5 separate regions of the Homo sapiens genome follow, and regions 1, 3, 4 and 5 are each linked to region 2. The links are chromatin contacts, found by Hi-C or POLR2A ChIA-PET in ENCODE. All regions are on one chromosome and are shown on one strand. Each heading gives the region's core, a stretch centred on a gene start or an enhancer-like site at or near the end of the contact. The rest is flanking DNA. Distances are from core to core; before and after follow the strand shown.

Region 1 (2,700 bases), core at 133-2,632, 590 kb before region 2:
CGTTTCTGAGTACCAACAAGGGAACGGAATGGGTTAAGATTTCATTCTCTCAGTAGAGGAAAATCTAGGGATTCATTCTACATTTGAAGCCAAAAACAGTTATCTGACTCCTTCCAGAGCCTTTAAATGTTGATCCCTTCCCCTCTTCTCCCATCAAACATACACTTGGAAGTTTAAGAAGAATGGAGGGATCTCAAGGTGTAAAGTTTTCTTTCTGTGCGATGACCAGTGCTGGTCCTCGGATGTCAACTGCCAACCAGGGTAGCTCATGGTTACAACCTCCCGTACAGCTCTCACTTATCCAGAACTACTGAGGCTCCAAGCTCAGTATCAAACTGTTCACTTGCACTATGTCCTCTATGATGTCACTGTCATCATCATTTTACAGACACACTGCGACTCCAAGTGGTCGTTACTAGTTCACAATCAAGTAGCTCTCGTTCATCTTCTCGTTCATCTTCAACTCTATGATTAACTGCAAAATGTTCTGCTCATTTTGACTAGAGTCTTGAAAGATCTGCAAACGAAACGGCAGGACTGATGCTCAGTTCTCTGACCAGGGGATATCCAGTCTCTTATGTGGGGAAACTCACGCCCAGGTCTAACCTCACACTTTTAAGACAGATGAGAAGGAAGGGGGAAATGTTGCTACATTAGGAGGAATTAATTACAAAGAGAGGAAGTAACTAGCTTGATAGTCTCATGGAGTCAGGATTAAACGCCATGTCTGTCCTGGCGTACGCTAAGGGATGGGGAAACGTCTGGGTCCCAGGCTGGGTAAATGGCAGGCCCAAGCCGAATTAGTTCGGCTCTTGGTTTGACTCCCTCTTCCCTCCTGTTCCAAGCGCTCGCATGAACCTGGGTGCCAGGGGGATTATCAGCGTCTGCGCAAGGCCGATGGTGGCAGCGCGGCGTTAGGAATCAGGCCCCCTATCCCTGAGCCCAACAGCCTACCGCTACAGCACCCAACGAAAATGGGAACAACATGTTGAGACGCTGCAGCAACAGCAGGCGCTTCCCACCAGCTACAGTCGGAGATTTGGAGCGCTTGTGTCTGAGGCTCAATCCCGTCAGGTGCCGCGCAACTCAGCGGCGCATTCTCTTTGGACCCGAGGCACCACCATACTTTCCATTGCTTACTTCCGTTAAACCCCGAGCGCTGCCATGGCAAGCCGGAAATAGGGATGAAGCAATTTAGCCAGAAGAGGGCGGAAGTGGCTACTCAGGGCGCCGCCATGACGAGCCGGGCCGGAAGAAGAGGTAGGGCGCCGCCGTGACAGATTAGTCCTAAAGGGAACGGGGTTGTTAGTTCAATTGGCTACCGGAAAAAACCAGGCTGGGCTGGGCGCCGCCATGACAACCGATACCGGAAAAGGCGGGTCGTTCCCCCCGGACAGCCCTACGCCGGCAAAGGTCTCGAGATGTGAGTAGTGAGAGCGCCTACCCCATACGTGCTGCCGCTCCCCTTCTTTTACCCAGTGATCTAGACCTAGTCTAGGACCTCGGGAACTAGGACCAGCCTCCCTCCTTCTTGGAGATCTGACCCTCAGGATTCAGCGCCTTCGCTCACGAGCTCCAACCCTCCGCATGCCCAAGCCCCGCCCTCTAAGCGTTTAGGCCTCGCCCCCTCTCGCGCTGCTTAGGACTTCGGTCCAGTCACTCTTCACCCAATCTCTGCCCCCAGTACCCCAGGTCCGGCCTTCACACTGAAATCCTAAGACTACAGACTTATTTAGGGACCTCTATGACTCCTACACCCATCCTCAGAGCTCCAGGTTCCTCCCCCTTGATCACCAAACTTTACCTTTTGAACCTTCCAGATCTGCCTGGGACCCCAGTCCTCACCTATAGGGTCCACAGACTTGTTCCTAGACCACTCTGACCTTGCCCAGGATTCCCAGAGCACCAACCTCATCCAGGGCTTCCAGACTTCACGCCCCTGGGACCTTGAGTCCCGCACCAGGGCCTTAGGTTTCATCTTGAAGACTCTTTGGCTAAGACACTCTTCCCCAGGACCTGAGACCCCACCTCTTGGAGCTCTAAACCTCACTTTTAGAACCCCCAAACCCATTAAGGGCTCTCAAGCTCTCCCTGGAATTCTAGATCTTTCTTCTAAGGCCCCAAGTCTTCTGTGCATGATCCCCAGGCCTACTGGGGGATGCCTGGATTTCAAGGCCTGTCTTCTAGGACCCTGAAGGCCTACCTTACATTAATCAGACTTTGTTTTAGAACCTCCACTCTCTCCCCAGAAGCTCCCCTCCTGCTTTACAAGCCCCAGGGCTGGGCCTCACCTCTCCACTTCTTTGGCACCATCTCAGGATCCTTCAGATTCCCACATCTGCCCTGAACTCCTAGTCCTACTTCAGACCCAGACCAGAACTCCCTTTCTTTGCGGAGCACCATAGCTTATGCCTGTAATCCTAGCACTTTGGGAGGTCTAAGCAGGGGGATCGCTTGAGCCCAGGGGTTCAATACCAGCCTCGGCAACATAGCAAGACCCTGTCTCTACAAAACATAAAAAATTAGCTGGGCATGGTGGCTCATGCCTGTGGTCCCAGCTACTTAGGAGGTTGGGGCAGGAAGATCACTTGAATCCAGGAGTTGGTGGCTACAGTGAGCTATGATCGTGCCACTGCACTCCAGCCTGGGCCACAGTGAGACCCTGTCTCTAAAAAATAAAAAAAAAAAAAAGAATTCCCT
Region 2 (2,700 bases), core at 111-2,610:
GTTGCTGCCACAGCACAGCCCACCCCAGCCTTTGGCCCACGCCACAGCTCCACCTCCCTTTCTCTTCCCCACCCTGCTCTGTATCACACGTGCATGTGGGTGGGTGACCTGCCCAAAGGTTTGAGCTCTCTCTACCTGCTCCCGTCTCTGCTATCAGGACTCTTGCCAGCGCTTCACCCAGTCTCAGGCTGCATAGGGCAGCGGTGCTGTGTGCCCACATGGGGAGGAGGCCATTTGGGCCCCAGAAGTGGAGAGTCTCGGGATCTGGGGCACGCAGAGTGTGGTGGAGAAGCAGGGTGCACGGGCTCCATGTTGGTATGTTCCTGTGGACTCTGTACCCTGCAGGGAGGGGTGCGGCTGTAGGTGAGCTAGAGCCCGACCCTCTCAACTCTGGGTCAGGGTGGCTGGTCCCCACTGCTGTGTGGACATGCAAGTGAGGGAGTCTCTGGGTCAGCTGGAATCATGAAGACGAGAGTTCAGGGAGGGTGGGAGTGGTGGAGCCTCAGCAGAGAAGTTGACGGTCATTGATGTTGAGGAAGTAGATTGTGTGGAGGGAGGAGAATGGCATGGTGTTTGCGCTCCCCACCAGCCTCACTTACACTTGTGGACACTGCGGCCGGTGTCCTGAGGACGTGTGTTGGGAATTCAGCCACGGGGAATGGAGGTCCCTTGGTTCATATAGTCACAGGCTCTGTATTCTAACCCCAGCTTTGTAATTTTCCAGCTGTGCAACCCTGGGCAGTGGCTTAGCATCTCTGAGCTTGCCTCCAGATCCGGATCTGTATGATGGGGTTATTAATGCTTCATAAAGTAGGTGTGAGGAGGGATTGAGGTACTATTGGGAGAAACTTTGTAACTAAAAGGCAATTGTATCATTTGCATTATTACCAGTGACATGAGACATAGTCACACAAAAATTGAAATGTCATTTGTTTTAAAACCAGAAATTGCCCAACTTAGGGCCCTCCTGTCTCTCACTGGGTGCCCTGCAGGGGACCAAGAGCCAGAGCAAGACTGAGAACCTGGGGCAGAAGCGCAGGGAGGAAGGAGGTGGGGCCTGCTTACCAACCAGGCCTCGGCCCCTTCCCCTTTCAATCCCAGGCCCCTGCATGGCAGGGAGAGGCCAGTTCCACCATGGCAGGTTCTTTCTAGGCTGGTGTGCAGGGTGGGGGCCTCCAAGGAGCAGGGGCATGGGGAAAGGGGCTGCAGGCGCTGGGCCTAGGAAGAGAGGCTCTTATCTTGTGGGCAGGAAGTGTGAGGTGTTGAGCAGCTAGGGAACCCTGGGGAGGCGGCGGGGAGCAGGAGGGGTGTGTGTTGTGGTGAGGAGGAGCGGAAGTCGGAAGCTCCAGCCGTCACAGCCACATTCACTGGGCAAGCCGACTGTGAGCCAGGAAGTGCTCTTGGGGAGCCCAGGCCAAGCCATCCATTCTTGGGTCCTTTGGAGGTGAGCTAAGTGGGTCTGCCTAGGTTGGGGCTGGTGGAACCTGTGGGAGCAGGGAATGTGGAGAGTCACATGTGGGTCCTTGTGGCAGGGGCTGGGGCAGGTGGGCAGGGGAGAGGCGAGGGCTCTGGCAGTGCCGTGTGCACCTGCCATGAGCCTGGGCTAGGCTAGGCCCCTCCTTCCCCCTTCCTGCTCTGTGTCCCGTCCCCCTCCTCCCTCAGCCTACCCCTCCTCATCTGACCCTTCTCTGATTCCCTGCCCTGGCCCCACGGACCTCTGTTGTTTCCCTTCCCTGGCTCCCCGCAGAGCCTCTGGAGGTCTGCAATAGTGAAGGGTGAAGGAAGCTCCTTGCTAATCCTCTTGTGAGTGTCACTGCGTCCCCAGTGACTGCTCTGGCTGAGTACCCAGTGGGGGCTTTTGTGGCCAAAGGTCCCAAGTGATTCTCGACCCTAGACTCTGGAGAGAGGGAGTCTGGAAGGCCTGGGTTTGGGGTGGGGGTGGCTCTGGGTGTGGTTGCTGCAGGAGCTCAGAGTCAACTTGGCCATCAGGGGGCTCCCAGCTTCATCTTGCCTTCCAGGACCATCCTGGAGAAGCTCGAGGAGAGGTAAGGGGACCCTCCTTACTGGTTTAGCTCTGGCTTAGGCCTGTTGTCCTGATGGGCAACAGGAACCACTGAACTCTCAAAGTGTGCCTGTGTAGGAAACTAAGGCCCACTGTAGTCATTATTGTTATAGTGAAGGTAGCTGCATGGAGGGAAAGTCCCCTGACACTGCCATTCCCCCCTTATTCCAGGGCCTAAAATTCCACAGTTGAAGTCACTCCTCTGCTAGAATGCAGGGAAGGGTGGCCTGTCATTAGCTGATGATAAATACTCCTCCGTTCATTGGACCTTGGACCAGCTTTAAAAAGTGGTCCCCAAGCAGGCCTGTCTCCCAGCTGCCTAGGACTCTAGAGCATCCCGTGGCCCCCTCCTCCTACAGACAAGGAACCGCCTAGCATGGGGATCAGAACACAGGCTGCTGAGCTCTTTGTTGGGGAAGGGGGAGAGACCCACAGAAGGGGTGAGGGATGTGGGGTGAGAGGACCCAGGGAGGAGAGGCCCAGCCTGGCCCCAGCCCCCTAGGGGTCTTTGTCCTCCCCAGGCAGCAGCTGTACTGGGTCCCCTTTGTCATTCTGTCCCTACCCCCGTGATCTCTCCCCTGGATACTCTCTGCCTACCTCAGACCGCCATCCTCTGCTCCCTTCCTGAGCCTCTGCTG
Region 3 (2,700 bases), core at 13-2,512, 690 kb before region 2:
GAGGTGATCCCAGGAAACATCGGTAGTCAGGGAAAGGAAGGAAGCCAACAGAAGATGCCCTGATGAGCAAGTTGCAGCTGTGGACAACCGCAGCCGTGGCCTACAGAGGACCACCGCAATACGCCTAGGACACACGCCTCCCCGCAGGGCACGTGCGGAGGGCGAGAGGGCCAGGGCATTCTCGACCAACTCTATCCCTCGTGGAGGGAGAGCAGCTGGGAAGGAGTGCAAGCACCCAGCACCTCTAAGTCTGCCCCATTTCTGCTCTGAGCGGGCTCTCCACAGCCAGCGGTTGCCTGCAGGTGGAGCCGGTGCGCAAGACAGGCGAGTGAGCGCCTGGCGGCCCCGTGGAATCTGGGCAACGATGGGAAGGAGAAGGGCGCTTTTACAATGTGCTCGGGTAGATACCGTGAGCATCGGGGGACAGGAAGGGGAGAGGCCCCAGGGTGTTCTTTATCTACAGGAGAGTAAAAGATGCAAGGCGCAGGGCTGATGTGGGTAATTTATGAGGGACTGTAGGAAGTTTGGGGGAGCTCTGATGATCATTGCCTTCTCTTTGTATCTCAAATGCAGCAGCACAGTCTTCAGAGTGGGCTATCAGAACCGAAGGGACTTTTAAGAGCCACTCTCCGCCGCTCATAAGGGGAAATCGAGGTCCGGAGAAGGGAAAGCAAGTGGCTGAATGCCGGTAAAAGGCAGGAAAAGAGCGGAGCCCAGGGCTCCAGGGGGTCGGTTTGGGACCTGCTTCCACCAGCAGAGTCTAAGGTCATCCCCTTGGCCGTGCGCCACCCTGGGCTCAGCCGAAGGAAGGAGCACTCGACACAAACAAAACCGACGCTCCGGGTCTCCGTAGTCGTTAAGCAAAGAGGAAGAGGAAGCGCTTCTTCATTAGGCCACAGGACCGGGCCTTAGAACTTTTGGGTTTTATCCATTAAAGGTCCTTTGGCAATAGAAGAAAAACCCAGATCGAGCCCTGCAAACTGGGATCTTCCGCCGGCACCGCCCCCCGGCTGCGACCCGGGGCTCGGAAAGAACCACCCCAGGCCCGGGCTCCGGTTCCACCGCACAGTCCGCCCGCTGCGGTAAAGCCGCGCCCACCGCCGCGGGTCTCCAACCCTGCGCCGCCGCCGCCCCCGGGGGAGGGTACGGAAAGGGCGCGGCGCCGCCGCCCACGGGCTCCTCCAGAGCGCGGCGGGGCCGGGCCGCGCGGAATCACGGGACAGAGGCGGGGCCGCGCCGGCGGGGGCGGGCGTGCGAGCGGCGCTTTCCTCTCCGGCACCCGGCGGGCGCCCGGGCGCGGCGCCGCCGGCACCCGAGAGGCGCGGTAGCCGGCGCGGGCGGCGGGGGCCGGGCCGCGGCGGGCGCCCGGGCGGGGTCCGCGCTGAGCCGCCTTCTCGGCCGCCTGGTCCCTGCGGCGGCTGCCCGGCGGCCCGGGCGCGCGGCGCTTCGCCATGTACACCTTCGTGGTACGCGATGAGAACAGCAGCGTCTACGCCGAGGTCTCCCGGCTGCTCCTCGCCACCGGCCACTGGAAGAGGCTGCGGCGAGACAACCCCAGATTCAACCTGATGCTGGGAGAGAGGAATCGGCTGCCCTTCGGGAGACTGGGTGAGCCCCTCCCCGATTCCCGTCTGCCCTCCTCGGAGCGGCCCTGCGCGCCTCCCGCGGCCCGTTAGAACCGGCGCTTTTGTTTTTAAAGGTCATACATTTTCTCCTCTGTCGCTTGTCGGGCACATCAGAAACGGATTCGGAAAGATCGAAACCTGTCGTTTTTAATGCTTTCTTGTCTCCTAACTTGGATTTAGAGTCGGAGTCGCGGTGCGGCCACTCGGGGCCGCAGCTACCTCCCGACGGTGACCGGTCCCTGCAGCCCGGGAGACGCTGGCCGCCGGGGCTGGGACCTGAGGCGCGAGTCTAGCGGCTCCCCCGGGCCGAAGCCCCCAGATTTGGCGGGTCCGCCGCGCTGGGCGCGGCTCCGCAGAGCGGGCGGCTGGAGTCATCTTTTGCAGCTCGTCTGCACTGAGGATTTCTCCCTGCTTGGCGTGGGCGCGGGCGGGGGAGCCGTAGGTGTTGAAACCCCTGAGGCTTCTGCCCCCCGAAGGCGCGGAGGAGCGATCAGAGGATTTGGAAAAGACCCCCGGATTCCAAAAGCAGGAGCTGCAGAAGAGACCCTAGCCCAGGGAAGTGTGGAGGGATGTCTGATTATAAACCTTTCCTTAGTTTCACCAAATAATGTGTTTTCGCAGTTCTGCATTGGATTAAGATCTTACACGAGGCTGCGTTCGCCCTCCCTGTCTTCCCTGCTCTCCCCGAGGGAATTACCTTCATCCACATGGTTGAAGCTGGCTGGGCACCACCATACCCACATGTCCACGGGTAGGAAAGCGCAGGAGATAGGAGGGGACTAGCGGCTCCTTTGTAAGTGATGTCATCCAGAAGTTGCCCAGATCGGTTCAACTCACATCCTATTGACCTGAGCATAGTCTCATGGCCTCCCTCTCTGCACAGTCATCTGGGAATTGCATCTTCTCTCCGGGGAGCCATGTTCCTTGCCAGAATTCACCAGAGGTGGGGGCCAATTGTATTCCAAAGACAAGGGGAGAATCGATACGGAGGAAGAGTCACCTCTACCTTGGAGGGCAACCCAGAGAGAGCAATGTTCTATGTCCAGGAGAGAAAACAGTTTTTAGAAATAGGTGT
Region 4 (2,700 bases), core at 83-2,582, 520 kb after region 2:
AGGGAAATGCAACTAAAACCAGAATAACGTACATTCAGTTCATACCCACTAAAATGCCTATAATTAAGAGATTGACAATACCAAGTATTGACAAGTATGTGTTGGTAAGATTTTAAAATGACATAGTCATTTGGAAAATAGTTTGAAAGTGTGTTAAAAAGTTAAACCTGTACTTAACAAACGATCCATCAATTTCACTCCTAAGTATCTATGAAGAGAATTGAAGGTTTATGTCTACCTAAAAGCGTACATGGGGGTGTTTGAAGCCACATTATTCATAATAAGTAAAAACTGAAAATAATTCAAATATCCATTAACTGGTGCATAGATAAAGTAAACTATCCATTAACTGGTGCATAGTAGATCTGTACAATGGAATCCCTAGCAGCAGCGAACCAAGGCTTCAAAGTTCCCTAGTGGTTTCTTTGCCCTCACTGCTGCATGCCACAAAAAGACCATGCTATGAAAAGACCAACATCTCCAAGCATAGCTGTAGATGACTTTGCTTTCACTTCTGGTTACAACTGAACTTACTCATTCTTTGTCTTCTAAAGAAGCCATTCATTTCTTGAGAACTTTTCTGGTGTTTGGTTCCAGAATCTGTCTTTTAGATGACAATTTTTTTTCTTCAGAGTTAGACACAGACTCCATGGCATTTTACTATATTTATAGCGTATTTTTATTATAGTTATGAAATCAGTTTTTTTCTTTTTAATGGAGTTCTTTTTCAAGTTTGATTTTTTCTTTTTTCTTTTCTTTTTTTTTTGTGTGTGTGTTTGTTTGTTGAGACAGGGTTTCACTCTGTCACCTAGGCTGGAGTGCAGTGGCATGACCTCAGCTCACTGCAACCTCCACCTCCTGGGTTCAAGCCATTCTCCTACCTTAGCCTCCAGAGTAGCTGGGACTAGAGGTAGGCACCACTACGCCTGGCTAATTTTTGTATTTTTTTGTAGAGACAGGGTTTCACCATGTTGGTCAGGCTGGTCTTGAACCCCTGACCTCAAGTGATCCACCCACCTTGGCCTTCCAAAATGCTGGGATTACAGGCGTGAGCTACTATGCCCAGCCCCGAATTTGATTTTATTATACCAATATTATCTTCTCCCCCTCCCACAGTTCCCCAAACACTTCTCTACACACTCTGGTCTGGCACAGTTTCAAATTTGTGGAGTTGATATCTGGGGCTCCTACTGGAAGGAGGATAAAAACAGAAGGAATTTGGCACGGGGCTCCTCCATCTTCCACGCATGCGGCATTTGTTCTGAGAATGTCAGCTCCCTCACAGTGCATGTCAGAATGGCATGCCAGCATGGGCCTCTGGTCTAGCACACAGAAAGGGTGAAGAGTACACATGGTGACCATTGTCACTTTGCAGATTTCCTGCCTCCCACTCACATGTCTGAGACCAGTTTTGCTACTGTTGCACCGCTAACCACAGAAGCCAGAAAGGGAAACGACTTTCTTTCTTTTCTTCTTTTTTTTTTTTTTTTTTTGAGATGGAGTCTCACTTTGTCGCCAGGCTGGAGTGCAGTGGCACGATCTCGGCTCACCGCAACCTCCAACTCCCTGGTTCAAGCTATTCTCCTGCCTCAGCCTCCCAAGTAGCTGGGATTACAGGCATGCACCACCACACCCAGCTAATTTGTGTATTTTTAGTAGAGACAGGATTTCACCACGTTGGCCAGGCTGGTCTTGATCTCCTGACTGTGTGATCCACCCGCCTTGGCCTGTCAAAGTGATGAGATTACAGGCGTGAGCCACTGAGCCCAGCCAGGGAAAATAAGTTTTCAATAGAGAATTTTCTATTAAGGAAGAGAGTGTTCTTTCAGCAAAGACAGGCTTTAGCCACACCTGTTTTTATAAGGATTTGAGGGGAGGGAAATATGCCAAGAGACAACTTCAGAAGTTTATAAAGACAAGAGCGACCTCTCCAAAACAGCTAGGAGAGTGGGTCTTTAGTGGTGAGGTCTTCATCTCTGTCTGATCTCTCTAGGCTGAAGGAAAGATGTGAATTTGCTGTGAAGGGATATTCTCCTCAAGGACACTTACCATCTGTTTCCTGGGGATAGGAAGGTAAGTCATCAGTGTCAAGAACCTTACTGGTAAAACAATAAAACAATGTATTCATTCGGATTTGTGCTCTTTAAGTGAGAGGGGTTCTAGAACAGCCTTTCTGTCTGGACCCCTTGATGGTAAACCATCCCGTGTGAGGTCTGCTCTTTACTGTGTGGACGAGGCCAGGGCTGTTATTTGACATCCGTGGCCACAGCCCACAGTCTAACGTCGGCCAGCTCCGGTGTGATTGTACTTAGTACATCAGTAGTCATGAGAAAACTGGCTAAGAAAACACAGAGCTTCAACTGGAACAAAATATTATACGTGCAACACCCATGACCGTGTGGCTGTTTTATCCCCATTGCTCCTTTCTTTTCTGCAGAAGGTTCTTTTTAAATTTTAACGTATATTTGTCCAATTGTTTGGTAATGCATTTCCATGTTTTCAGAAATAGTGAATCAAATCTGGACTGGAACAACACTCCCTCACTTACCTCCTGCACCCAGCGCCTGCCTCGCTGTGGGAATGCCCCATCCTTGGTGTCTTAAAATTTGCAGAGCTTCTTTACTTGTACATAAGACATGTGCATATACAGAGCAAAAATTCTGCATGACCTCACTTACGTGTGGACTCTAAAAATGTCAC
Region 5 (2,770 bases), core at 180-2,679, 990 kb before region 2:
AGGCTATATTTTTCTGTAAAAATGATAGTAATAGCATAAATAAATGTATGTGCACACACATACACACGTACACAGGTGGGCAGGGAGCACCCTTGAGCAGGAACAGAAGCAGCAGCCCTTCCTTTGCCATGCCTGACACCAGCTACATTCACTCGTCCACAGCTCCATAGCTCCTGGGTGAAGGACCCGTGGCTGGGAAAGGTCATCTAGGTGGCCTCTGCAAGAGGGCAGGTGGGCAGCCGGGTCAGAGCAGCTCTTCATGAGACTCCCCAAGGCTGACTGCCTCCATTTTGCCTCTCCGCTCCAGCCAGTGTGAGCGGAACCCCTGCCCCATGGACAGCAGGCCCTGCCGCCATCTGCCCAAGACCATCTCCTTCCATTACCTCTCTCTGCCTTCCAACCTGAAGACGCCCATCACGCTCTTCCGCATGGCCACAGCCTCTGCCCCCGGCCGAGCTGGGCCCAACAGCCTGCGGTTTGGGATCGTGGGTGGGAACAGCCGCGGCCACTTTGTGATGCAGCGTTCAGACCGGCAGACTGGGGATCTGATCCTTGTGCAGAACCTGGAGGGGCCTCAGACGCTGGAGGTGGACGTCGACATGTCGGAATACCTGGACCGCTCCTTCCAGGCCAACCACGTGTCCAAGGTCACCATCTTTGTATCCCCCTATGACTTCTGAGGGTACACAGGGGCACTGGGGTGTGGAGAGCTGACCTCATTTCTCTTCCCCGAAGGCTCAGCTTCGGGCACCGACTGCGTGGAGCCTCCCGCCTGTTCCCGCCCTCTCACCAGTGCACCCAGGCTTCTAGGGCAGCGTTGCACGGCGCCCCATGGAATAGCACGGAAGAGCAGCCACAAAACTCAACTGCTGCCATCACTCTTTTTTTTTTTCTGCTTTGAGGCCCTTCCCTTAGATTATGCACTAACTTTCTTAAAACTTTTTCATCCAGGGGATGGGTGGCTTTCCAAAATGCTGTGCAAATGGCCTTGTGAGTTTGAACTAGCTGGGGAGAGAAAAGGTGGCAATGTGTGTCAGGTGACTATCAGCCCTTCTGCCTTTTTGTAGCCAGGCTTGCTATGAATGAAACGGTTCTAGTCGTGCGGGGGGCCCTAGTCATGCCTCTGCGCATGTGGCATAGGAAGTGGAGTCTCCTCCCATGACCCAGCACGTTGTTCTTATCTGCCTTTTCCTCTGTGACATGCCTGCCTGCCTGCCTTCTCATCAGAGAGTCACAGGAGGGCCTTAAACCCCACGCAGATCCTTCTAGACCAAGGACCCATTGTTAAAAGCATGGATTCTGCCTGAGTTACTTCCCTTTTGAGAAATCATATCTCAAATACATAACCTGGTAATATAACTGAAAAAATAAAAGTGATTGCTCCTTCCTGCCCGCCTGACTTCTACCTGAGCATGAGACAGCCCACTTCCTTCTAGGAGGGGGTGGCTGACTCTCTTCCTGTCTGGGTTGGATACACTGGAATAAATGAGTCAGAGAACACAGAGGTGATGTTTGGGACTGTTCCACATTATAAATTTGTTTTGACCACATGGGAGATTGGTAAGGACAATACCTGGCCGTGGAGAGTTTAGGAAAATGCTTGAGTTGTCATAGATTCCATGGCCTTTTGTTTCTGATGAATTCACTACAGGGTGACGCCCTCCAGGTGATCAAAGAGAGAAAACACTGGCCAGAGCTGAGTGGGGTGTGGTAGGATGGGGTATGGGGTAGGGTGGGGAAGATCATTCAAGCTAAAACTTAAGAGGTAGCGAAGCTGTAAGAAAGTTTCATTATCTAATTACATGTCAAGCTGCTGGTGAGATTTCCTCACACATATTTTATTTAAATCTTTGTATTTGCCCTGGTATGAGATGGAGCCAGAAGTGTGTCACTAGTTCAATGATCAAGCCCTACATCAAGATGGTTTCTAAGATGGTTTATTCTTGTACTGTTGTTTGGACAAAGGTTGAGACACAGTCAAGAGTTGCTTTTGAAATGTTTCTTCTCCCATGGGCTCAGCTGCGATCTCTAACAACAGAAAAAGGACATGCAAACTAAAGTTACAAGACTTCATTAAAACATTATCCACAGCCTTATGTTTCTAAATGTAGCTATGCTGGGCCAGAAGCCTGCACACCACCCAGTCCCATGTGCACAACACCAGGCGGAAGAGTCTAAGGGCCTGGCCAGGTTCCTGAATGGGAGATGTCACAGCTGTGGGCTAGGGACAGCCCACACATCACACACATCATATGTGAGATATGATGACATATGATGTGGGATATATGTGGGATATATTGAGATATGATGTGTTCAGGGGGACAAGCCTCTCACATGCCAGAAGGTGGGGAGTGTTTGGGGAGTCTCCAGAGCAGGTGCCCTCTAAACTGGTATATGATAGGGCTTTGATGCCAAACAGCCCAGTTTAAAGCAACAATTTCCATCACCAAGATCTGCCGTCATCAAACCTGCTTCCCACTGATGAAATCACGCACCCAGCCCCGGTGCCCACAGCACCAAAGTACAAATGGCTGACTGCTTAGGATGTGGATGATGGCTGTGGACAATGATGGCTGGGCACTTCTTGTGGATGATGTGGATGATGGGTCTTTTGTGGATAATGGCTGGGCACTTCTCCCTGTGGAGTGTCTTGTTCTCTATATGCTCTCTCCTCACTCTCCTCTATGGAATCAACTTTTCTTTTGTCCTTTCAGAGCTCCACTCTGTACTAAGAGTAACTACTGGTTAACCAGAATTCATTTGCACCCCT

The links. Hi-C counts contacts between places; a loop is a spot of excess contacts on that map. ChIA-PET counts read pairs that join two places held with the same protein, here RNA polymerase II (POLR2A). Pooled maps may share reads with other maps.
Region 1: a loop to region 2 is called in a pooled map, with 9 times the contacts of the local background. The contact joins the promoter of CHCHD5 here to the promoter of PSD4 in region 2. A Hi-C loop is called at or near these places in 2 of 37 single-sample maps with no recorded cell type and 9 of 50 pooled maps.
Region 3: a map with no recorded cell type shows a loop between it and region 2 (9-fold over the local background). The contact joins the promoter of TTL here to the promoter of PSD4 in region 2. A Hi-C loop is called at or near these places in 1 of 37 single-sample maps with no recorded cell type and 4 of 50 pooled maps. POLR2A ChIA-PET finds 5 or more read pairs at or near these places in 1 of 52 experiments (activated naive CD4-positive, alpha-beta T cell).
Region 4: a loop to region 2 is called in a pooled map, with 9 times the contacts of the local background. The contact joins the enhancer-like site here to the promoter of PSD4 in region 2. A Hi-C loop is called at or near these places in 8 of 37 single-sample maps with no recorded cell type and 5 of 50 pooled maps. POLR2A ChIA-PET finds 5 or more read pairs at or near these places in 1 of 52 experiments (activated T-cell).
Region 5: a loop to region 2 is called in a map of CD8-positive, alpha-beta T cell, with 8 times the contacts of the local background. The contact joins the enhancer-like site here to the promoter of PSD4 in region 2. A Hi-C loop is called at or near these places in 1 of 168 maps with a recorded cell type or tissue (CD8-positive, alpha-beta T cell) and 6 of 50 pooled maps. POLR2A ChIA-PET finds 5 or more read pairs at or near these places in 1 of 52 experiments (CD4-positive, alpha-beta memory T cell).

The regions. Positions count from the first base shown.
Region 1 is chr2:112,583,227-112,585,926 of GRCh38, forward strand. CHCHD5 (coiled-coil-helix-coiled-coil-helix domain containing 5) reads left to right here and starts at 1,383. Exons shown (of 4, transcript NM_032309.4): 1 at 1,383-1,423. The coding sequence starts at 1,422. It overlaps LOC101927330 (a long non-coding RNA gene), which reads right to left and starts at 2,046. Exons shown (of 2, transcript XR_923204.3): 1 at 1,911-2,046; 2 at 1-1,287. RefSeq lists enhancers at 592-1,791, 1,058-1,809, 1,107-1,276.
Region 2 is chr2:113,172,611-113,175,310 of GRCh38, forward strand. It overlaps PSD4 (pleckstrin and Sec7 domain containing 4), which reads left to right and starts at 1,361. Exons shown (of 17, transcript NM_012455.3): 1 at 1,361-1,444. It overlaps LOC124907872 (a long non-coding RNA gene), which reads right to left. Exons shown (of 2, transcript XR_007087197.1): 1 at 2,660-2,700. RefSeq lists enhancers at 1-203, 204-704, 934-1,003, 1,054-1,223, 1,844-1,933.
Region 3 is chr2:112,480,894-112,483,593 of GRCh38, forward strand. TTL (tubulin tyrosine ligase) reads left to right here and starts at 1,263. Exons shown (of 7, transcript NM_153712.5): 1 at 1,263-1,608. The coding sequence starts at 1,452. RefSeq lists an enhancer at 594-663 and silencers at 984-1,373, 1,934-2,033.
Region 4 is chr2:113,692,384-113,695,083 of GRCh38, forward strand. All of the region lies in intron 1 of LINC02936 (long intergenic non-protein coding RNA 2936), which reads right to left. Among named protein-coding and RNA genes, the nearest start is that of LINC02936, 10 kb to the right of the region's middle. RefSeq lists enhancers at 1,058-1,147, 1,588-1,717. Within about 2 kb of position 1,333, at least 5 of the 41 ENCODE cell types and tissues checked have a DNase peak (open chromatin) inside an H3K27ac peak, as active enhancers do.
Region 5 is chr2:112,186,827-112,189,596 of GRCh38, forward strand. It overlaps FBLN7 (fibulin 7), which reads left to right. Exons shown (of 8, transcript NM_153214.3): 8 at 308-1,392. The coding sequence ends at 680. Among named protein-coding and RNA genes, the nearest start is that of FBLN7, 50 kb to the left of the region's middle. Within about 2 kb of position 1,430, at least 6 of the 41 ENCODE cell types and tissues checked have a DNase peak (open chromatin) inside an H3K27ac peak, as active enhancers do; they include CD8-positive, alpha-beta T cell, where a contact is called at or near this core.